Linked DNA regions of Homo sapiens: regions 2 and 3 are each linked to region 1. The links are chromatin loops, found by intact Hi-C in ENCODE. Cell type or tissue: endothelial cell of umbilical vein. All regions are shown on one strand.

Region 1 (8,000 bases):
GCATCCACAAAGTGATTTATTCCCCCTTTTACCTTTAATATGGCGCTATAGACCACATTTTGGCCATTGCAGTGCAGTAGCTCAGGTCTACAATCCCAGTGTTTTGGGAAACCAGAACAGCAGGATCCCTTGAGGCCAGAAGTTAAAGACCAGCCTTTAAACAAAACAAAACAAAACAAAACAAAACAAAAAAATTTCATTAGCCAGGTGTGGGGGTGTGTGCCTGTAGTCCCAGGTACTCAGGAGGCTGAGGCAGGAGGATCACTTGAGCCAAGGAGTTTGAGGCTGCAGTGAGCTATCATTGTACCACTGCACTCCAGCCTGGGTGACTAGTGAGACCTGTCTCTCAAAAAGAAAAAGGAAAAAAAAAATGAGTATATTTTGCCTAAGGTACCCAAACACTAGAAACATATTCCAAAGTGAAATATAGCAGTATAATGCAAGTTTTCCAAAGGAAGGGGGGCAGAAATAGTTACATAATTCTTACAACCATATACTTATGTTGAAGGTATAAAAGAGTTGAAGATTCTTGAAGACAAAGAGAAGGTCTTTGGAGAAAGTTATCAGCATGCTATAGAGGCTGTCTGCTTCTCACCTCAAGCCTGAGACAAGGAGATTCAGAGAACCACCGAGAGAGTTTAAAATGTAACCATCTAACCTTTGAGTTTGGGGAGGCAAAGTAATTCCCTTGGATAGATCTGAGCCATACAAGACAGAAAGCTGTCTTAAGCCCTGTTCAAGGGGTCACTCACAAGAAAAAAAGGTGTCATGCAAAAAGGAACAAGGGGTATACCACTGAATGACTCCTAGGGGCTGTGGCAGCAGTCACAGAGAAGCAGGACACAAGGGCATGTCTGCATGCCAGGGAAGCTTTGAGAAAGAGAAAGAGAGGGAGAGACAGAGAGAGAGAGAGAGAGAGAGAGAAAGAGAGAGAGAGAGAAGAAAACCCCAAAGAAGCACCTGCTAGAAAAAGGGCCAGCTTTGAGCATATGCCAAACCTTGAGGTGTAAACACCAGATCACCAATAGCCCTTGTCAAGTAAGAGTTTTCTTATCTCCTGCACCTCTTTCCCTCTGTGAGCTCTAATCCTGCAGTGGCAAGAAACCTTAGTTAGCAAAATGAGGGAAGAGGAAGGGAGGCACCTAAGTAGGGAGAGTGAGAAACCCAGGACTTCCCTTTCCTAAGGCACAGTCAAGCCATGGGAGGGAGGATATTAACTCTTGGGCAAGATTGAAATTTTGAAAGTTACATACATGTAAGCGTTGTAAATTACTATGATCACTTTTCTCCTTAGAAGTGATCAAAGAATGGTTTGGTTTTAATAAATGACTGGAAAAGTCACAGGAGCTGCACAAATTTTCATTTGTAAAATGATCGTTTATCAACTGCTCTCTTGTCTTCTTATTCCTTCCTGCCCTTGGTTTTTGGACACAGGTTCTTTTTTCTCCTCTTTATGCCATAGTTTAATAATATCATCACCAACCATCAACACTTATTGAGGATTTACTCTAGGCCAGACAATCGATTATGTATTTTATATACATTTCTCATTTCATGCACATACAACTGTTATTATCACCTCCATTTTTTATATCAAGAAAATGAGGCTCTTCCAAGGTAGCATAATTACTAAGCATAGGAGCTGAGAAATTTACCTTGGGGACTCTGACTCCAGAGTCCCACTTTTTTTCCCTGAAAGAATGAATGAAATGTATTTTCTCAGTTCAAAGGACACAAAGTATCAAATTTGCCTTTTTTTTTAAACAAACTCTGTCTTCCAGACCGGAGTGCAGTGGCATGATCATAGCTTACTGCTCACTGCAGCCTAGTCCTCCAGGGCTTAAGTGATCCTCCCACCTCAGCCTCCTGAGTGACTGGTACTACAGGCATGCAACACCATGCCCAGCTAATTTTTAAAAATTTTTCATAGAGATAGGTTTTTGCTATGTTGCCCAGGCTGGTCTTGAATTCCTGAGCTCAGGTGATCCTCCCACTTCAGCATCTTGAAGTGCTAAAATTATAGGCATGAGCCACCAGACTTGCTTTCTTTAATAAAACAGAGCTCTCAAAAAAATGGATCTCCCCCATCTCATGAGAAAATTGAAACATTCCACTGAAGGAGAATTAACAGAAAAGTAAACATAGCTACTTTTTGTAATCAGAAAACTTGCTGATGTATACTCTTATTCCAAACCCCTGGATGATGTCATTATGTCAACAGTCCTTTAGGATTCCTCAACCCAGACATAAAATAACAGTCAGAGCACTAGCATATCCAAAAATGGTATTGCTTTATTTTTTAAAAATATATTTCTTTTTTGAAATATCAATCGAATCAATTTTATTCTCACAACAATCCTGAGTAAATATTTTTAAAAAATATATTTTTTGAGGAAACAGATTAAAAGCTTTAAAAAATGTGATTCACTGAAAATCAAATAGTGAATACATGATAGAGTCAGCACTAAAAAGGCAGATATATCAAAGAGAGACTGAAATAAGCAACTCATTTTTTGCATCGACTTCGAAACACCTCTTTACCATCAGTGTTTGTAATAATCATTCTTGATCTTTATACTTCACATTTCTTGGTAATCCAAATGCTTCATAAATTCTCTTACACATCCTGAATCTCTTGCTTCATTCAGCGAGATAATTCCTGGTGAGCAGGAATGCATATGGTTTTCAGATGTAGAAACTGGGATCTCCAGAGACAAACAAGTTGGCCATGGCAATGGGATACAATAATCTTATAGGATTTTACAAACCTGATTTGAAGTTTTGTCCTAATATGGAAAGGTATGCCTTTTCTCACTAGAGAGATTATTCTAGAATTTTAGAGCCATACCAACATATTTCACGGTAACCTAGTGATCTGGATTGCCCCTCTCTGAGAAAGCAAAGATTCTGCAAGCAATTAGTCCTTCAAATCAAATTCCTGGCTTTTACAAACTGCTTCTCTTTTGAATTCCAAAAGTTAACTAATTCTTTTCTATCTATTCTTCATTTCCTCATAAGCGAACACTCACCAGTTTCCCCATTTTCCAACCCTATGGTTTTCTTATTCTACGTGGCCACAGACAGGAACAATTCACTAGCACAGTGGTTCTCAGAATCACCTGGTAAGTCTTGTAAAAACACAAATTGCTGGGCCCCACGTACTCCCAGAGTTTCACATTCAGTTGGTCTAAAGTGGGGCCTAACAGTTGGAATTTCTAACAAATTATCCGGTGATGCTGATGCTACAGGTCTGAGTAGCACATTTGGAAAATCACTTCACTAGTACACCCCCGACGTGTTGTCCTGATGGATCCTTCCAAAAAATTGTTCAGATGCCAAGGCTTGTGAATCGCACACATGGTACTCAATGCCTGGGCCTCACATCGAAGGCTTCTATATTGAGAAGAAAAGAAATATTTGTCATGACTCATTGCCTTTTTCAAGCTGTTCCAGCTACAAAATTAAAACCAGAAAAGGACTCAATTGAAAGCAAAATAAAAACAGCTCAAGTAACACTGTCCAAATTTTGAGACTTATGGCATGATTTCTGGAATTAGGACAAAAGGTATACTAGTGATTCAGGTAAATCCTTGGCTGACCACACTGGAAGCTGGCATCTCCAAGGCTCCCGACAAACCCTGGAACCCAAGCCAAGTTGCTCCTGCACTACCCCAGAAGCCAGCTCAGGTCCTTGGCTTGTGGCTTGCTTTTTCTGTCAACAGTAAGTTCTTCCATAAAGCTCTCCAAACACATTAGCAACCTATAACTCTTTTAATTAACTAATTTTTCTACAACTTCTCAGCTATTTTTAACACAGAAAAAAATGTCAATTGTCAAGAAATAAATGCTGTTGGGCCATCAAGCAGGTAGGCTGTAAATCTGAACCGAGAACCTAGCCAATGAATTTCCTTAGGATTTCTTCCTTTTGTAATAGCAACACTCAGTGGAGATTTTAATTCCATTTTTCATATATTTGGGGAAAAAATACGGCATTTTATGTCATAGCATAAAATTCTTCAGCATTCCATTTTAGTTATTAAATAATGACTAGTATTTGAAACAGCACTGTTACATTAAGTAAAAAAAAATTGGCAAGAAATGTCAACTTAGACATTTAATAAGATAATAGTTCTGCTTAGAAAATGAGGTGTTAGTTCTGCCTTTAACGTATCAACATATTGTAGGAAATACTGACCTTTTATTCTGATCACCACGAGTCCATTAAATTTCAAAATGTGGGACAGCCAATACATAATATACTACTAAGTAATAAATCTATGTCATCCAAAGGGAGCTTTGCTGTCTGAGTCCAAAAAAAAAGAAAACAGAAGCATAATGGTAAGGTTACTGAACACTCAGGTCTTGAAATAAGTCATTCTGTTATGAGCATGAGTCACCAAAACTACTTCCTTAGTGATAAAAGTTGCCTAAGTAACATCAATGCCTCCCTATGCTAAGAAGGATATGGGCAGTGTGTTGGGTTTCAGACCCACTAGTCATAGTCATTTCCTTTACTTAATTGCTAACTGCCCTTCCTGGCTGTAGTTTGGGGCCTGTGTTTTAGGTAGTAACCCAGCAACTAGTTATTATGCTATATTTTATCAAGGAGAACAAAACAGTAAATTTTGTATTTCCATGGATTTCAGAGTAAAAGTCAATGTTATTTCACCAAGGCCCTCTGACTTAAGGGAGTTATTGTGAAACTGTTCAACTAGGTCTCAATGTGGCCACATCATTATGCAAGACTCAAAGGCAAAATATTTAACAGAGAAAAGAGGAGCAGATTGGGAGCCCTCTGAGAGGAAGGGAGGGGTGGTATTCATTTCTGCGTCCTTAGCACCTAGCAGGGAGCCTGCTCACCTAAAGATTCAAAACGCAGGCCGCGCAGGCGCAGTGGCTGATGCCTGTAATCCCAGCACTTTGGGTAGGCCAAGGAGGGGTCACTTGAGCTCGGGAGCTTGCGACTAGCCTGACAACACGGCAAAACCCTGTCTCTACAAAATATATTTTAAGAAAATTATCTGGGCATGGTGGCATGTGCCTGTAGTCCCAGCTGCTCAAGAGGCTGAGGTAAGAGGATTGCCTGAGCCCAGGAGGTCGAGGCTACAGTGAGCTGTGATGGAGTCACTGTATTCTAGCCTGGGTGGTATTGCAAGCTCCTGTCTCAGAAAAAAAAAAAAGACTCAAAATACATCCACCAAATGGGGTTTGCTGCTTCTTTTCAAAATAATCCAATCTATGAAGTAATTGCGCCACTGCTGAGTTAGGATTTCATCAGGCTTTGCTGTTATTGATGTTGTTGTTGCTGTTGAGATGGAGTTTTGCTCTTGTTGCCCAGGCTGGAGTGCAGTGGTGTGACCTCAGCTCACTGCAACCTCCACCTTCTGGTTTCAAGTGACTCTCCTGCCTCAGCCTCCCGAGTAACTGGGATTACAGGTGCCTGCCACCACGCCCTGCTAATTTTTGTATTTTTAGTAGAGACGGGGTTTCACCATGTTGGCCAGGCTGGTCTCGAACACCTGACCTCATGATCCTCTCACCTCGGCCTCCCAAAGTGCTGCGATTACAGGCATGAGCCATTCATCAGACTTGTTAACACATATATGCCTTTGTTTTTCCCTTATATTTACCATGGGACTGTGGTATTTGCTGCTGTTCCCCTTGCAGACATCTGAAGTATATTAAGCATGCTCTATTTTAAAATCTGACATACAAAAGCAATGAGATTAGTATTGCATGAGAAAATTTAAAAACTGGATAGTAAGCACACATGTATTATCAGTATCGCTGTTGGGTTTGGCCTTGAGAATCTTGGTTGCCTATAATTCCCTGAGCCTCCTCTCATTTCCAAAAACTCCCCCATAATTCTTGGATTGCACAATAGTACTACCATGAAGGACTAAAATGTTAATAAATCTCCCTAAAAATCAAACTAATAGATGGTAAGTATAGGGAGAAGTTGTTTTTAACTGATATAAGTATTGCATTCCAAAAATGTGGTTTTATTTCTTTTCTACTAGCAAATGGGGCAAAGCATTTTTATTCACTTAATCATATGCAAGATTCAAATGCCATAATTATCCATTCATTCTGGTGGGTTGAGTCAGAATTAAGAAATGAGATCTCCACAGAAAACCCCTAAAACTGTCTATGGACTTCTTGATGATTCATTAAGGGCACCATATTCTCTGAATCAAAATGGGTCCTGTTGCTGCATCAGAATAGGAAAAAAGTAGACCAAAGAGACAAACATCATGATAACAATGCCAAAGAGATTTGGGGACATCTCCAATGGTAGCACAAAATTACTATGGCATATAAAGTACTACAGCACGGTGAGGTTTAGAGTTCGGGGACTGGAGCCAGAAGTCCTGTGTTCAGGTCTGCCACTTCTTGGCTAGATAAACTTGAGTAAGCTACTTACCTTCTCTGTGCCTCAGTTTCTTCATATGTCAAACCGGGCTGTCGTGAGGATTAAATAAGTTAACCCATGGGCAGTACATAATGATTGCTTTCATATGTCATAGGCACTCAATATATGAAAGCAATCATTACGGTTATCATTAGCCTTTCTATCCAGGTCAGACTCCAGTTTTAGCAATCATATCAAAGTGTGCCTGGTGATGATTGTTTGGGGTTCGCTCAAGGACCTAGTATTGGTCAAGGACTGTGAAAGCTAGCCTAGAGTTAGCAAAGGAAAAACCCTGGCCTGGTGTGGTGGCTCACGCCCGTAATTACAAAACTTTGGGAGGCTGAGGTGGGTGGATCACTGGAGGTTAGGAGTTCGAGACCAGCCTGGCCAACATGGTGAAACCTCATCTCTACTAAAAATACAACATTAGCCGGGCGTAGTGGTGGGCACTTGTAATCCCAGCTATTTGGGAGGCTGAGGCAGGAGAATCGCCTGAACTTGGGAGGCAGAGGTTGGAGCTGAGATAGTGCCACTGCACTCCAGCCTGGGCAACAGAGTGAGACTCTGTCTTAAAAAAAGAAAAAGAAAAACCCTGATCAAACACATAAATATCTCTGCAGCGTATTCTATCACACCTGTCTGAAGTTCTAGAGATGCCATTCAAGTAAATTACAATATTGTATCGGAAAAACTTCTCATAATTTATGTCTCAAACAACATGTACTTAATCTATATTAAGCTTGAGTACCACAGAATTTTTTTGTCCATATGCCACATATCCATATGAGTCACATTAGAGAACATATTTCTAGTACTTAGCTAATTAGAAATACAAAACCTTATTCAGTGGTTTGGAAATCGTCATGGTAGAATTACAAAGAGGGCTGCCAAATCCTTTATTCTGCTAGTTAACTCTGAATGGTCTTTCTTTACTTATATCTCATTGTAATGTTAATGAATTTTCTTATCTTTTCATCCTTGCATATTGTCATTATGTCATTTTATATTTCCTTCCATTTGCTACATGGCTTCATTTAGGGTTACTTTGTGTTATTTTTTTTCTAGAATTTGTCTTTGATTTTCATTTCCAACCTCTGCAAATCACACTGATCTTTGTCACTATACACAAAAACCAAAGCTTGAGAGGTTTATTTTAAACTCTGAGTTTATCAAACATATTCACAATTAAATATAATATTTAATATACTGAAGAAAATCATTTCACTGGCTGAGTGAATGTGATATGCCAGAGTTAAAGTATCTCCCAATTGTCCATTTTTGAAAATATCAGTCAATTCATTAATCAGTTTTGAAATACATAAGATGGAGTTCCATTATATTTTGCAGATTTAGAGGAAAGAGATTATGACTATATAGATGGTCAATAATCCCCTTCCAATGTCGCAGGTTACCATAAAGGCAAATAAAAATTTACATTATAAATTTATCTGTTCTTTAAAAGAAAATTAATAAACTGATATGCACATCAATAGGAGACTGGCTAAGGAAAATGTGGTACATATACACCATGGAATACAATGCAACCATGAAAAAGAACATCAGCCAGGCACGGTGGCTCACGCCTGTA
Region 2 (8,000 bases), 220 kb before region 1:
TGTCACAAGGACAGAAAACCAAACACCACATGTTCTCACTCATAGGTGGGAATTCAACAATGAGAACACTTGGACACAGGGTGGGGAACATCACACACCAAGGTCTGTCATGGGGTGGGGGAAGGGGGGAGGGATAGCATTAGGAGGAATACCTAATGTAAATGACGAGTTAATGGGTGCAGCACACCAACATGGCACATGCATACATATGTGACAAACCTGCACATTGTGCACATGTACCCTAGAACTTAAAGTATAATAATAAAAAATAAAATAAAAGTAACAGTGCCTCCTCACTCCATTATGAGTAAACGTGCATTTTTCACATAACATTAAACTACCATGGCTTCTAAAGTAAGACACCAAGTCTGAGATCTTGTCTACTGTCCACTCTATGCAAATTCCTCCTGTACAGTGAGTTAGAAGAAAAGCTTTTAAAAGTTAAGGAGTTAAAAAAAAAATCTCCGTGCAGAATTCCCCACTGCACTGAGAAGCACTGAGAATTCTAAGAATCTTGATTCGGCAGAGAAATCTGACTCTAGCTCAAAGCACTACTATCTTCTTGACTTCTCAGTCTCCTTTCACTTGAAAACCTCTGCGTTTTCAGACTTTAAATGTATTGCACAGAGCAATATCTTTCCTGTGTCCTAAAAAGTTCCGGCTTTTATTTCTAAAGCCTACGAAAAAGCTGTTTAAAATTAGATGTGCTGACATTGTTTAGAGACTATGATGAATCTTAAAAAAACACAAGTACCGTAAAAGATGAGAAAATATTTGTCCGACTACAACAACACATGGCAAATATTCCTGAAGCCAAAATCATCACAGATTGTCCGTATCTCCTGTACCAATGCCCAACTCCAGGGAGCACCGCTCACAGGACATTCTATAACAGGATGCTTCCGGAGTGGTACAACACAGTGCCTCATGTAACTCGTGTTAAGATGTACCACCTTTTACTAAAATACATTACAGGTAAGCAAAGCCTGTTACTGAAATTTTTTTCTCAACTTGCATTTTCAGCTCAGATGGTTCTTTCTATCAGTAGTATCAAATAAATTATCCAATGGAAAAAATCTAGAGGAAAATAACTTTATGGCCACATGATATAAAAGATAAGAAGGAAATGAAAGTTTAGATAGCTCATTTCTGCATTTTTATTTAGCATTCGTTCATCAGCCAATCTGATTCAATTTTTTTATCTTAGTTGATTCACATAAAACTCTGTGTAACATTTTTCCATTGTCTTTTCCAATTGTTTTACATTTCCTTGTGAATTCCTTCGCAAATAACAGGATACTAATACCCTTAAATTGTCGCTGTAAACTGGAATGGTAATACAGATTCGGGGCATTCAGTATTGCTTTAAAAAAATTACAGTATAGTTATATGGACCCACAATGTCTTTTTTCCTAGTATTTAAAGCAAATAATCCACAAGGTTTTCTTTAATAAAAAGAGCAAAATTTTACTTTTAAGTATATCTTGTTAATAGCACATATATGTATGCTTCTTAAAGAAAAATTTCTTTTTCTTTTCTTTTTTTTTTTTTAGTAGAGATGGGGTTTCATCACCATGTTGGCCAGGCTTGTCTCGAACTCCTGACCTTAGGTGATCCACCCGCCTTGGCCTCCCAAAGTGCTGGGATTACAGGTGTGAGCCACCATGCCCAGCTGAGAAATTTCAATTTTATAAGTGATACTCTGTCAGGAAAAATATTGTATGATCATGAGAAAGAGGGAAAGAAACAGTTAGGGCTTGAAATCTCTGAAGTTTTCTTTTTCTCCTTCATGCTCTCACTACCTCTGAGGATTAACATATCAAAAGGAAACATTTGAATTAAAAGTTCACAGCAAATGCAAAATAGGATAGATTAATTTAGTGGTACTTTCTGGTCAAAATTATACAGTACTAGGAGGGTGCAGCACACCAACATGGCATATGCATACATATGTAACAAACCTGCACGTTGTAATTCTGGTAATTACGGTAGAAACTTAACTGTCTTCGTATTTCTAAAATTTGAAAGAGGTAAAATAGCTTCCCAATTCCATTTATTTATTCCTTCATTCACTCATAAGTGTTTATTGAGCATCTGCCCATAATACAAGCAGTGCTATAGAAGCCAAGCATATTTAATATCTCTTGAAAAAAAGAAAGACATTTATAGACATAAAAAGTGTTATTGCCCACATGTCTTCTTGCAAGTTATTAAACCCTTTTTGCTTCTCCTTCAGTTTACTAAGAGTAATTTCAATAAGTTTTTATTTGAAGAAAACAACCTGAATACTATTCTATCCTTTACATGTTAATCACTGGTAAGTTACAAATAAGAATAAATAACTCATCCTGCCATTACCAGTCATATTTGCGACTCTGGATGCATGACAAAGGGATAACAAACAGGGAAGGGAAAAAGAGATGGAGAATACACAAGTCTGGAGAGGAAAGAAGTTATATAAACCAATACCCATCAGGAAATAACACAGGCAGGGATGTTTAGACCACCAACATCCTTGTCGTCATCCGGTTACCTGTCTGGTTGAATGAACAATAAAATGTAAAAGAAATACAGAAGTTTTTAACACCGGTCATTCATAATCTAAAATAGATGACAATGATTTAGAAAAGCCTTTCAAAAGAAGATAAAAGAAGATAATTTAAAAGATGAAAATACCAGCCAGGCGTGGTAGTTCACACCTGTAATCCCAACACTTTAGGAGACCAAGGTGGGCAGATCACCTGAGGTCATGAGTTCGAGACCAGCCTGTCCCAACATGGTGAAACCCTGTCTCTACTAAAAATGCAAAAATTAGCTGGGCGTGGTGGTATGCGCCTGTAATCTCAACTATTCAGGAGACTGAGGCAGGAGAATTGCTTGAACCCAGGAGGTGGAAGTCGCATTGAGCCGAGATCACAGCACTGCTCTCCAGCCTGGGCGACAGAGCAAGACCCCGTCTCAAAAATGAAAAAGATGAAAATACCAACCAAGAAAGGAACAGTGACATGAGGAATAAAGAGTTTTGAGAGAAATAGACACAGTGGCTCTTTGTCACTTTGGTAAGAGAAAGTTTTCATGGAGTAGACACGATTTTAGAACTGCTTAATTGGCATGTTAGATTGCAAAACTTTTGGAAACATTATAGTGTAACAGAGGAAGCATGGGCTGTAGTTCAGACAAATGGGTTCCTAAACTGGCTGTGATAGTTCCTAGGTAAGTAATCTAACCTTTCTTTCATCTATAGCTGTATGAATACTTACTTCATAGGGTTGTTACATAGAATGAATGAAACAATCCAAAGTTTTTAGCTAAATGTTGTGCATATCATAATCCTTTCACACATGCTGTGTATTCTATCTTTACATTTTTTTTTTACTCTTTTCTTTTGAAACAGGATCTTGCTATATTGCCCAGGCTGGTCTTGAACTCCTAGGCTCAAGTGATCCACCTTTCCCTCCCAAAGTGCTGGGATTACAGGTATGAGCCACCACACCTGGCCGTGTTTTGTATCCTCACAAGACTTTATCCCCAGATTTGAGACAAAGACTTGGAGCTAGAAGAGGAATTACTGGTTAAAAAGCTATCATGAATAGCTAGAGAAGAGGTAAGAAATTGGTTTTTCATTAAGGTGCACAAAAATTTTTTAAAAGACAATCCATATTTTTATGGTAGTTCAGTTCTCAAGTGCTTTTATTTTATTTGAATTATTTTTATTTGAAATGCATTATTTTATTTGAAATTAATCATGACAACGGGAGGCAGGTAACAATGATGTCAGGCCCATTGTAGAGGTGAGCAAAGTGAGGTTCAAGAAAGCTGTGGAACATGCTCATATCACTTAGTGAATGGCAGATGTGGGTACAAAACCCTATTGTGACACCCACCCTCCCCGATCCTGACCTCCACTTCTGTGTTCTCTCTCCCCCATGCCTTGCCGAGAACTTCAGCTCAAAGGCACGGAACTAACAATGTTGAATGCTGCCCTCATTACTGTCCTGTCCCTCCACTGAAGACAATCACCATAGCAACCTGGAAAACGTAAACAAAGCAAAAATCTTTTAATTGACTTTGAGGCAAAATCTAACAGAATACATCATTAGACATCAGCTGAACTGGAATAAAATAATGCCCTGAAGAGAAGCCTATGTTTTTCAGTTTTAAAGAGTTAATCTTTATAAAAGTTTTAGAGCTGGTGACTGATCATCTGTTTGCCTTGATTTTCCTCCAAACTCTCACTCATCTGCCGAAAGGAAGTGCTTGCTTTATCTGCAGGAAGCACATTGATCTGCTGAACTCATAACAACCAAGAGTTACAAGCTGTTGCTAAACCTGCTTACTTGTGTAGATAACTTAAAATACCTTCATAAAAGAACTTCACTAATATTGTTTTGGTTTTTGTCCAAAACAAGCCATGAGTTATAAAATTCCAGTACTGAAACATTTAATAATAATCTCCTATGTAGGTACTATCTTTAAGTTCGTATCTGTGTGTTTTTAATAAGAGCTTTAATAAAAGCAAACCAGTAATGAAACAGCTAAATGGAATCCAAGGCACAAAATTTAAAAAGTAACTGCTGTATTGCCCGGCGACTGCTCAAATGCAGTCAGCGCTTTGCTGGCTGGCATTTTCCTGAAACTATATGCCATAAACTGATGGCATCAGGAGGAATAACATCTTGAAATACACATGGCTAAAGCCCAAAGAGGATGGCAGAAAAGGAAGAGAGAAGTGATTCATCACCGACACCCTCCCACCCTTATCCCTTCATTCCTAAAGGAAATGCCTGGGAAATCAACAGTTGCTGTTAAAACGAAGCCAAAAGCCAAGGCACAGTGAAAGAGAATTAAATTTTAAAAGTAATTAGTGAGGATGTTCACGTGCTTCATTAAAATGCTCAATTTATATTTTAATAGCTTTTTTTCTATAACTTAACAATAAAAACTCTTTCTGCTCTATAAGACCTTGAGATGTGCTTCATTGGCAAGGCCAGTTTGCCTTCATTGTGTAAAAAGGCGGCTTGTGGGCTGGGCGCAGTGGCTCATGCCTGTAATCCCAGCACTTAGGGAGGCAAAGGCAGGCCGATCACAAGGTCTGGAGATCGAGACCATCCTGGCAAACATGGTGAAACCCTGTCTCTATTAAAAATATAAAAAATTAGCTGGGCGTGGTGGCAGGCACCTGTAGTCCCAGCTACTCAGGAGGCTGAGGCAGGAGAATCACTTGAACCCAAGAAGTGGAGGTTGCAGTGAGCTGAGATCACACCACTGCACTCCAGCCTGGCAACAGAGTGAGACTCCATCTAAAAAAAAAAAAAAAAAGGCAGCTTGTGGAGGAAGGGAGGACACAGAAGAGAAACTGCCAGCAAGGACCCTTTTGGTAAGGCAGGTGTGATGTGAATTGGTAACTAAGAGCTCAGAATCTGGGGAAGGCCCAACCCAAGGCAAAGTGAACTATTTCCTGGAGTGAGTATACAGGCCTCACTTCCGATACATCTATGAAACATAAAAAAACGTAATTACAAGGATTTTGAACAGAAACTTTCAGGTCAGGGAGGGTGGGGAAGTGGACAGGAATATGTGCTCCTTAAAATGGCCAAAGTTGTCCAAAGGTGACTGGCATGTAATGAGAACCACAAAAAGTCAGTAATTCCTGGTTTGATGTTACCAGTTAATTCCCCAACATTTCACAGGTATGTGGCCAAGTGATAGGCATCTGTCCTACTAGGGTCACTAGTCCTCTCTGAACACAAGGCCAAGGGTGGAGCTCCTCAAATTCATAAGGACATGAAGCATGTGCAGATGGATTTTTCTGAGGGATTTAGTCAGATAGCATGTATTCTGTGAGGAAGGGGACACAAACTGGAGTGATCACGAGATGAAATCAAAGAAGAAAATCAAGTAATATAAAGGCCAAGGAACATAAAATTTCCTTGAGAAAAAAGAAGGAAGAAAGAAGAGAGTGAAAAGGAAGAAGAGGACAAAACATCGTGACTCCAGGAGAGGAGAGAGTTGTCCCTGTATTGGGTTGAACACTGTCCCCCGAGACTTATGCCTACCAGGAACCTGTGACTGTGACCTTTTTGGAGGAAAGGGCCTTGGCAGATGCAGTCAAGTTAAAATGAGATCATACTGGATTGGGGTGGAACTGAAATCCAATATTCTTGGTATCCTTATACGAAGAGGGAAATTTGGTCCCAGACACCAAGAAGGAAGAAGGTCATGTGTGGATAGAGGCAGAAATTGGAGTTATGCATCTACAAGGCTTAGAAAGCCAAAGACAGCCATCAATCAACAGAAGCTAGAAGCAGCAAGGAAGGGTCTTCCCTAGAGCCGTCAGAGGGATGACCCTGCCAACACCTTGACTTTGGAATTCCAGCCTCCAGAATAAAGAGAACAAATTTCTGTTGTCCCATGCCACCCAGTTTGTGGTACTTAGTTACAGTAGCCCTAAGAAGCTAATGTATCCTCATTCTTTCCCTGATAATTGAGGTGGCCAAACTCCCAGGTAGGTACAAAATGGTAACAACTATTTGTGTGGTATTCAAGGAGTGCACATTTGTAAACTTTCTGTATTCCATCTTGTAATTATTACTTCCTATTTGTCATCTTGAGGTTTAGAGGATGGTTGGTCAAGGGTAAGATTTTCATGAAAACAGAAAAGGTCTATTGTTGAGAAAACTAGCAGCAAATACAGGGCCAGGTATCACATCAGGAAGAAACAGGTAAACCCAAGAACCAGGGAGTTAAGTCATAACGATTTTTAGTGTTGGAGAGTCAATGAACGTTTAGAAAGTTTCATGTTCCATGGAGACTTCATCCTTGCCCCATATTTTGTGATAATCCATTTTATTCGACTAATTTCTATACAGCAGTGGATATAAAGTAGAGCATCGGGTTTCAATGGTAGAGATACAATAAAAAACAGTGAAAGAATAAGTTATTGCATGAAGTCAGTGACTTGGAAAACAGATACAAGAAGCTTAGAAATCAATGCTGTGGACCGCTATATAATGACCTTTACATTCCTATTCAAGATGTCATATAAATACTCAAAGTTAAGACTGTCATAGCCATCTGACTATCTAAGATGGCCTAGATCTAAATACTGATGTGTTTCCCTTTAGTACATCATCAAAGAGAAAGAAATCCAAAGAAGCCATAATTTTGGAGTTTCTGTGTAATATAAATTTTAATTTCCTGTATACAAAAGGATACTATCTTTCGTCTTAACCTAGAGAAGTTAGCCAATCTTGTCATCTTTTCACTTTGATTAACTTTATCAGTTTCCTTTTAAGCTACTAATTTCAATCAAATTAAAAAATGGTTTCCCAGTAGAAATCCCTTGCTTACAATTCTTCAGGAGAAATCAATCATTTGATCAATCTCTTTTCCCTCTCCTTGGATGTTTTTGAAATGATTGAAGACTTCTAAACAAAGTTTAGTATAAAAAGGTACAAGGAAAGAAATGAGACTAAGATAACTGTACTAACCTTCCCTGAAATAAGCAGTCATGCCTAAGGCTACTGAAAGCTTCTTTATGAAATCCCTCAAACAAACAAAGACAGAGAAAACATGTTCTCTGTAGGCAGTTTCCAAGTTCAACAGTCATACTTCTATTTAGAAATATTATTCAAACCTGCATTCCTTCAATTTCATTATTTTGGTACACAGGGCTCTTGCAGGGAAAAGCTCAAAGAGCCTCCAGGGACCTACATTGCAGGCCTCTCCCTGATTCCTTCCCTCACCTCCTCCAACCTCTAACCTTCCCTCTGCAGGGAGAGGACTCCACCCGGAGAAATGGACACAGGTGGGCAGCACCACGTCCATGGCAGTGGTGTTCTGTGACCCTTTAAACTCTGTCCAAATCTGAGCCTCAAGGTTGTTTTCTCTGATTACAACATCCCATGCTGCAGGCCCCTCGCAGGGCAAATCCTGCATCCAGCCAGCCTGGGTCCTTAGCTTAGGGGAAGAAAAACAACTAAATTACCCAAATCCTCACA
Region 3 (8,000 bases), 190 kb before region 1:
ATTCTGTAGGCCTGGGATGGGGCCCAAGAATTTGAATTTCTAACAGGTTCCAGGTAATGCTGACGCTGCTCTCTAGGGACCACATTTTGGGAACCACTGCTCTGGGGCTCTCCACTTGCAGATTGGCCCACCTGAGATTTGAAGACATTTCAGATCTCTTGTTAAAGAAGACCTTTCATCTTCAGAGGAATGATGATCCCTACCTGCTTCCTGAACCACCAATTCGTAGGTGGGATCCAGATGTGCCCCTTCCTGTTTGACAAGTACAACACATGCCCCTGGCTTTGTGCATCGCAGCTCAAATTCTCCTCCTCTCAGGCCAACCCTACCCCTTCCTTTTCCCCATCCCTGTCTGACTTTCATTCTTTCTAGTCTATCCCTACCCTTTCTCTGCTTAACGTCAAGGTGAGCCTTAAGTCTCATTCTATTCCATTGCACCTGAGATACTCCCACCCCAACTTGCAGTTAGCTTGCTATACCCAGGTTCAACTCTTCATCCCTAGAAACTTCATTCTGCTTCTTTCTTTATCTAAGGCAATTTATTACTACACCTACAATTAACCAAATTCTTTCCACTTTGATGTCACTTCCTCTCTTAATCCTAACAGACTTAACTCTCCAAGTTCCACCAATATCTAAGTATATTTCTTAAACCCTTGCATGAGATTACTACCTGGGTTCCATTATTTGTTCATGGTATTGTTTCTAAGTTTGGAACTGAAAAAGAAAAAATTCTTGGCCAAATAGCAACTGCAAATACAACTGAGATCAGCACCTGGCTTACCGTAAACAAACCACTGCATCTGAAATCCTTTCTCACGGCGGCCAACCCCATCTGTAAGGAGCAGCACTTGAAGCTTGGAGCTTGTAGTACTCCCTGGAGGGGGCAGGTCTACTCCACAGTAGCGTCCCATCTGCCGTGGTCCATCATAGAGCTGAAATTGAAGAGAAACTTTCCCATATAAAAACACATGGTTTGTGGGATGGAAAAATCCAAGTCTACACAAGTAGCAAAAGCTGTTCCTTGGTTCAAAAGTTAGAGGTAAATCTGCTGAGGTGGGTTGAGTACACAGAACTCAACATAAGAATTAAAAATTGATAATTGCATAGAGAGGGTATTAGAGATGGATCTGATTCCTAAGCCCAATAAATTTGGAAACCCAACTAGTAACTTTTGGTTTTATGTCAACCTAGCAAGTCCAAAGTATAATTCAGGCTCAGAATACGGAAATAGTAGGCATTCACATATTAACAACACATAGGGGGGCTCAATGAATAGCAGCTATTATAATTGTAAGATATAATTTAAAAATATTTTTAAATGTTTATGGGTACATAGTAGGTGTATATATTTATAGGGTACATGAGATACTTTGACACAGGCATGCAATGTATAATAATCACATCATAGAAAATGGGGTAGCCATCCCTTCAAGAGGTAATTTTTAAAATAAATGCTACCTGTAAAATAATCAGACATTTTAGAAATATATGAAAAAGGAAAATACAAATATTGATTCGACTAAAGACAAACACTGTTAATATTTCATTAAATCCAAAAATTTCTCTTGATACTTTTTTCATTTGTATATATGTGTAATATACCTATTTGTGCAGGTGTATATATGTGTTTATACATTTGAGCTATGTATTTAATTGTGTTTCTTGTTTTTCATTGAACATATCACTTAATTGTGTAAACCTTGGTGTAAAATGCCACAAATATAATGTATTTATATTATAATTCTATTGTTGTTTCATTTAAGATATTTCCAATCTTTTGCTGATATAAATAGCTGTTTGATACTTCAAATGTTTCTTTTAAAAGATTCCTAGAAAGGGAATAACAAACAGTATAATCATATGGCTCTTTATAAAATATTATTAAATTTCTTACCAGAAAGTTTATACCAACCTATCCTCCCACAAGCAGTTAACAGAGGTGTTTCTTTCAGTGGAGCTTTGTCAATTATGATGACGATCATGTTTTAAACTAGTACTGACAGTGAAAAACTGCCTTTTTGTAATTGTCTTAACTTGTGTTATTTTAATTACTTTGACATTGAAGGATTTTTTTTTTCATGTTTAGGGGCATTTAGATTTCTTCTCTTGTAAATTGTTTACTGATGTCTTCGTCCATTTTTCCATTGAGGTATTTATACATCTTCAAGGAGAAATGGAGGGTGCAAGGTTGTGTCCCCTTAACCTACCTCATTTAATGATTTTATCAGCTGTATATCTCCAAACTGAAAAATAAAAATTAAAAAACACAAAAATCTCTCTACTATATCTCTTCACTTGAGAAAGATAATGGCAATCCAACAAGACTGGCTTCCTCAGGACTAAGGCCATTACATTTTCACCTAATCGCCTTCATGTTCCCTTTAAACACTTTGTTCCAGTTACCCTTGGGATAAGCTGCCCATGACAACGAAACATAAAATACCTGGTAATGGACTCATGGATTTCCTCGAGGATGCCCTTGGAGAGTACATCTACTTAAGAGTATGTGTGAGTGTCTGTGTGTTTGCACGTGTCCGTGCATAAATGTATAATCTGGATTCAATGAATTCCAGACTGATCAAATTATTTTCATTGAAAAAAAATGTTATGACATGAAATATTGTTTGAAACATATTGATTTGAGTGTGGAGAACTTTACCACCAAATGTTACAAAGCACCTCCATGGAGCCGCCCCTAATCCCTGCAGTCAGGCATAAATTAGTCTGCCTTTGAAAGCCCTTGCTTTTCATCTGTGCTTCTTTTGTGGAAATGATCACATCCCCAGGCATTCTTGTTATGGGCTTGTGTGTCTTACCTCCCCTACTGATTGTGAGTCGCCTTAAAGCACAGACCACCTCTGGCCTTCCCCTCACTGCCCAGAGCAGGGCTTTGATAAAGGCAGGTTCCCCATGCATCTCCAATGAATGAACGCAGTGATTTCCCCCGCCAGCTGTATTTATTTTACTTAGGACCCAATCTGCACGATTATTTGCACTCTGTACAGTTAGATAGGTAGTAGTGCCATACAATCCTCAATTTCAACAGGCTCCTCTTAGACCATAAAGGATTTGGACCCTTTGTGCCACTCCGTAGAAGGGAGAACCAGGTGAGGGCCTTGTTTAAGGTTATGATAAATCGCAGATTTTTAAACCTTGGCCTGTCTCGCTGAGTTCTCAAATCGGCTGCTCATCATAAGTGCTTGTGAGATTTCAGGGAAGGTCAGCAGATATTTTTAAAAAGACAAGCTCAGAAGCCTATTATGTCATTCACCCCAAAGCACTAAACCTAAGCATTTTAAGCAAATGAATAAAGATGAGTTTTATTTTTCAGGCTTACTGCTGTAGCTTCCTTTTTTTCTGTTTTTCGTACTGCTGCTTTGAATGTGTATATTTATTATCAAGTTTCTAATATTCTACACATTTATCAGAAGCCTCCCCTATAATGAATAGGGGAGAATAAGAGAAGAATAAAGCAACAGAAAATGAAGAGGGAAACGAAACGGAACAGAAGCTTTTCACCTTAGCGTTCAGTCCCACCCTCTCCTGCAGGCGGAGAAACCGGAGGGCGAGAGGCCAACCTTGCAGCCTGTGCTTCTAAATCCCTGCTTCCCTGCAGGAGATTCATCTCAGCTTTAGAGTTTTTCTTAATTCTAGGGCATGAAGTACAGTTCTAAACTAATTAGCACAGAAACAAACATACTGCTCCCAAGTAGTGGAGTAATTAGCAAGCAAATGCTCTACCATCTTTCACTCCCCAAATCTTAACCTTTGGATTGTAATTTAGTGACCAAAGCATAAATTATTTCATTTCTGTCAGGCCTCTGAGCCCAGGCTAAGTCATCATAACCCTTATCCAACAAAACATAGGTAAGATTTCTCCATAACTATAATCACCCTAAGCTCGATGTGTCTTACGGAATACTAGGTCGCAGCATGTTGCGGAATTATATTTCAATCCTGCACAAGGTCATGAACAGCATAGCATTTTTGCCTGTCAGCTCTGCAAGATTAAGAAATGTGGCATTTTCACGTGACTTAAAGAGATTTCTTTTTTTTCCTTCCTTCTGGATGGGATTACGCATTGAAGGAGACCCCTGGATCTCAGCTGTTCAGTGGTCTTTAATAACACATTGTAAAAGTACTGGGTGGGGGTGGAGGGGCTAGGCAGTAGGTTTGGGGGGCAACACTGATGAATGACAATTAGTTTCTTTTTGCCTTTGGGGGGAGAAAATTATGCATTAAAATAAGCATCAAATAGACATTTATGAAAATGCTTAAATATAATGTCCAATCTAGTAATAAATGTGTAGAACAATGTCTCGAAAAGGAAAAAAAAAAAAACTCATACCTCGTTTTTTAAAGTTTGCCGTTAATAAAATCAGGTTTTTTGTTTATATTCACACAGATGGGTAACGTCACCTCTACAATTCATTCCCGCGCAAATTGACCACCCAAAACCACACAAAAAGGAACAGTCATTTTTCAAAGTATACAAATACAGGTTACCATGGAAAGCCGTCTCACTGATTCTGATTCTGTTTTCAGAGCAGAATGTTAACCACAGGACGTTCCAGCTGTGACTCATTGCAACTACTGACAAGCAAGCTGGAGTGGCCCTGCTTTTAGAGAGCCTGAAGATCTACTCAGAGTGAACAATACTTGAAGTTCTAATTGAGTTACAGAAAGGAAACTAGTAAAAACTAAGAAAGATTGCGATTCTCACCTTGAATATGCAGATCTAATTTCTATAACTGTGTTTAGGGGTATTTTTCTAAATTACTAAAATAATGCTTACATTTTCAAATTGGCCATTAAATATATCTTCAGATGCGGAGATGTGTATATTACAAAACCTTCCTCTGTGAAATCTTTTGTTATTCTCTTAAAGAGATTATTCATTTAGGATTTTCGTGGCTTAGGTCCCCCCACCCCCACCCTACCCCCAAATATCTCAACTCCTCTTGACACACTCAGAGAGGAAGGAAATCTCTTGCCTTAGCCATACTTACCAGTTTCTACTTCCTTTGTGCGGGTTTGATAATTTGGCACATACTTTACAATACCATTAGTGAATTCAGACTCCAGTTGCAATAGGAAGTGATCCGTGGACTTCTAAATAGGAAGGACCCATAACAAAGGGGAGGATATAACACTAAAGACACCACGTGTGGTCAATCACTGATAGAGATCCAATTTTTTTGTAAGATTGAGGGTACTTAGGAGTCACTGAAAGTCAAGTTCTAAGTGAGCAGAGACCCAGACACCCCACCTGTCCCCTCAGTAGAAATCAACTTTATGAACTGCAGGATCTCCAAGAACAAAAATATGTCTTTCAAGTGCCTTGCTTGCTAAATTGTTTCATGGCTAAAAATTTAAAACTGTAATAAATTAAAATTACAAGTAATTATCTTATATATATGAGCTTGGGATGTAGAGATTAACTTTTTTTCTTAACTATTTTTTTGTTTGTTTGAGACAGGATCTTGCTCTGTTGCACAGGCTGGAGTGCAGTGGTGCAATAAGGTTAACTGTAGCCTCACCCTCCCAGGCTCAAGCAATCCTCCTGCCTAAGCCTCCTGATGGCTGAAACTACAGGCATGCAGTACCATGCCCAGCTACTTTTTTTGTATTTTTTGTAGAGACAGAGTTTCGCCATGTTGCCCAGGCTGGTCTCGAACTCCTGGGCTCAAGCAATCTGCCCACCTCGGCTTCCCAAAGAGCTGAGATTACAAGTGCGAGCCACCATGCCCAGCCCCAAACTCATTTTAGAATCACAGTGAGTGACAATTAAAACTCAGCCCTTTCTGTTTTAGATTGACATCTAATTCATACTGTTTGTAAATGTTGTTTCTTTTATTTCCTGGAAGGTCTTCTGGAAGAAAATTCTTTTTTATAGGAGATCAATTTTAAGAATTAATTAAATATAGTTCATGTAGAAAAAGCAACTCAAGAGTTTCTTTAGGATGATATCATTAAAACATGGAGAAACTTCTGGAGAATAATTTGGTCCATTTCCAATTATAAATCTTTGCAAATTCCATAAAACCTCTATTCTTTAGAGCTTAATATGTAATTGAAATAATTCATCTGCTGTGAGGAGAAATTTTGGGTGTAGTAGAGAATCCCCTATTCTTTCTATAGAATAAAAATTCTACTCAATGAAAAGATGATCGTTCAATTTTTGAGAACTATACTCAATCAGTTTATAGAGTGGCATTTTGAAGTGAGTGTCACTAATAGAAGATTATATTTCAATCACAAGCAGGAAAGCAATTTTATTGTAGAATGTACTTGACTAATGTCAATGTGGCCAGAGCCAGGCTCTGTGTTCATAGCCCAGCTCTAAAATTTAGAGAACACAATTTTGTGAAAATTATTGAACTTCTTCAAGCTAAAATGTCTTTATCTATAAATCTGGCACCATAATGGTACTTATCTCATAATATTGTTGCCAACAGCAAATGAGATAAACCACGTAAAAGGTTTGCTATGAGGCCTGGCATGTGGAATGTGCTCAAATTGTTACTCTAACTCTTTGTCAGAGGCAAAGGGAATCAACATTTTTTTCCAGAGAAACCACCCAAAATAGCTATGAGAAAAGAAAGATGTTGGGGATTAGAGAACAGGAGCTGACTCACATAAAAGAGTTCACAGAAATCGTCACTGGTAGGGCAGATGGGGAAGTGATGAATTCAGTGAGGAGGTGGAGGCCAATCCTCGCAGTGTGTTGCTATGACAACTTGGGCATTGTGGAGACTGAGGCATCCCGGACAGCCATGCAGAAACCAAGGCGAATCATCCTGTGTGGGGTGGAGATAAGCATGCTGTGTGTGTGGAAGGGATTGCGGGAGGACAGATCATGCAGGGGACAGCAGCAAAGAGAGTTAGGAAACCAGAGGCTGTTAAGGCTGCCACGGTGAGGTGGATAGAGTCCACTGGCAAGCAAAGTGGCTCTCATGCTAAAAGTGAGCAGCATCTCTTCCTGTTGCAGCCTCCCTTCCCCTTTGGGTCCTACCCAGCCCTGTAGTTCCTGCTGCTGAATCACTGGAGATCCAGAAGGATGGGACCTAGGGAATTCTCAGGGCATCTGCTCAGATGTTCCCCACCCCAAACAACCACCACAGCAGGATCTGTGGAGAGGCCTCATTAGGGTGATTGTTAAAAATGTTGTTGCTGAGGTTTGCACTCACATCTCCTGGAAAAACTTGGAACTTTATCCAAGTTCAGGTTACTTTAAATTTGAAGGGCTTTGAAATGTTCCTGTAACAACAGTAGAAATTGCAAAGCAAGAATCACAGAGGCTGGTTGTGGTGGCTCACGCCTGTAATCCCAGCCCTTAGGGAAGCCGAAGCGGGTGATCACTTGAGGCCAGGAGTTCAAGACCAGCCTGGGCAACATGGCAAAACCCTGTCTCTACTAAAAATATAAAAAATTAGCCGGGTGTGGTGGCGTACGCCTGTAGTCCCAGCTACTTGGAAGACTGAGGCAGGAGAATCACTTGAACCCCAGGAGGTGGAGCTTGCAGTGAGCCGAGATCGCACCACTGCACTCCAGCCTGGGAAACAGAGCAAGATTCTCTCAAAAAAAAAAATAAATAAATAAATAATAAGAATCACAGAGGAGATACAGCGCTTCCATTGTGGATAAGCAAAGCCCAAGGGGGCAAATGCAAAATCAAATCATGGTGGATAAATGAGGCAAATGTAGAGGAAGGCTGATAAGCAGAGCATGGTTGATCCCAGCCGACTCCAAGATGGCCCTTGGGAGGCTAAGTCCCCTCCATAAGGCACATGGCCACTCATAGCATGCTCCCTGACATAGGCACAGAAAAAGCCGCCTTGCCATGTGCTGACAGGGTGGGGCAGGAAATATGAAATATCATCTAAAAGTAACAATTACTCATAATGTTGGGCTTTGCATGAGAGCAAAAAACCCATCGAAATACCACATTTTGAGTTACTTGGTGTCACCCTGAGTTACAGGTCTGTCTCATATAA

The links. A loop is a pair of places that touch in the nucleus more often than their neighbours do. Peaks named below come from ENCODE experiments on the same cell type or tissue, not always from the same donor. Only the 100,000 strongest peaks of a DNase experiment are listed, where the experiment ranks them.
Region 2: a loop joins it to region 1, with 5 times the contacts of the local background. A loop is called at or near these places in 22 of 110 quality-filtered maps.
Region 3: a loop joins it to region 1, with 8 times the contacts of the local background. A loop is called at or near these places in 16 of 110 quality-filtered maps.

What each region holds. Positions count from the first base shown.
Region 1 is chr10:17,211,972-17,219,971 of GRCh38, forward strand. VIM-AS1 (VIM antisense RNA 1) reads right to left here. Exons shown (of 3, transcript NR_108061.1): 2 at 4,196-4,303; 3 at 2,268-3,393. Among named protein-coding and RNA genes, the nearest start is that of VIM, 12 kb to the right of the region's middle. In endothelial cell of umbilical vein, no CTCF peak of the experiment used is centred here; DNase peaks (open chromatin) are centred at 2,140, 3,320 and 4,480; H3K27ac peaks cover 3,764 bases.
Region 2 is chr10:16,992,131-17,000,130 of GRCh38, forward strand. All of the region lies in intron 28 of CUBN (cubilin), which reads right to left. Among named protein-coding and RNA genes, the nearest start is that of CUBN, 130 kb to the right of the region's middle. RefSeq lists an enhancer at 4,199-4,343 and a cis regulatory region at 4,262-4,279. In endothelial cell of umbilical vein, no CTCF peak of the experiment used is centred here; DNase peaks (open chromatin) are centred at 821, 1,031, 4,191 and 4,481; H3K27ac peaks cover 6,178 bases.
Region 3 is chr10:17,019,049-17,027,048 of GRCh38, forward strand. It overlaps CUBN (cubilin), which reads right to left. Exons shown (of 67, transcript NM_001081.4): 28 at 785-935. Among named protein-coding and RNA genes, the nearest start is that of CUBN, 110 kb to the right of the region's middle. In endothelial cell of umbilical vein, no CTCF peak of the experiment used is centred here; DNase peaks (open chromatin) are centred at 4,563, 5,113, 6,693 and 7,973; H3K27ac peaks cover 4,274 bases.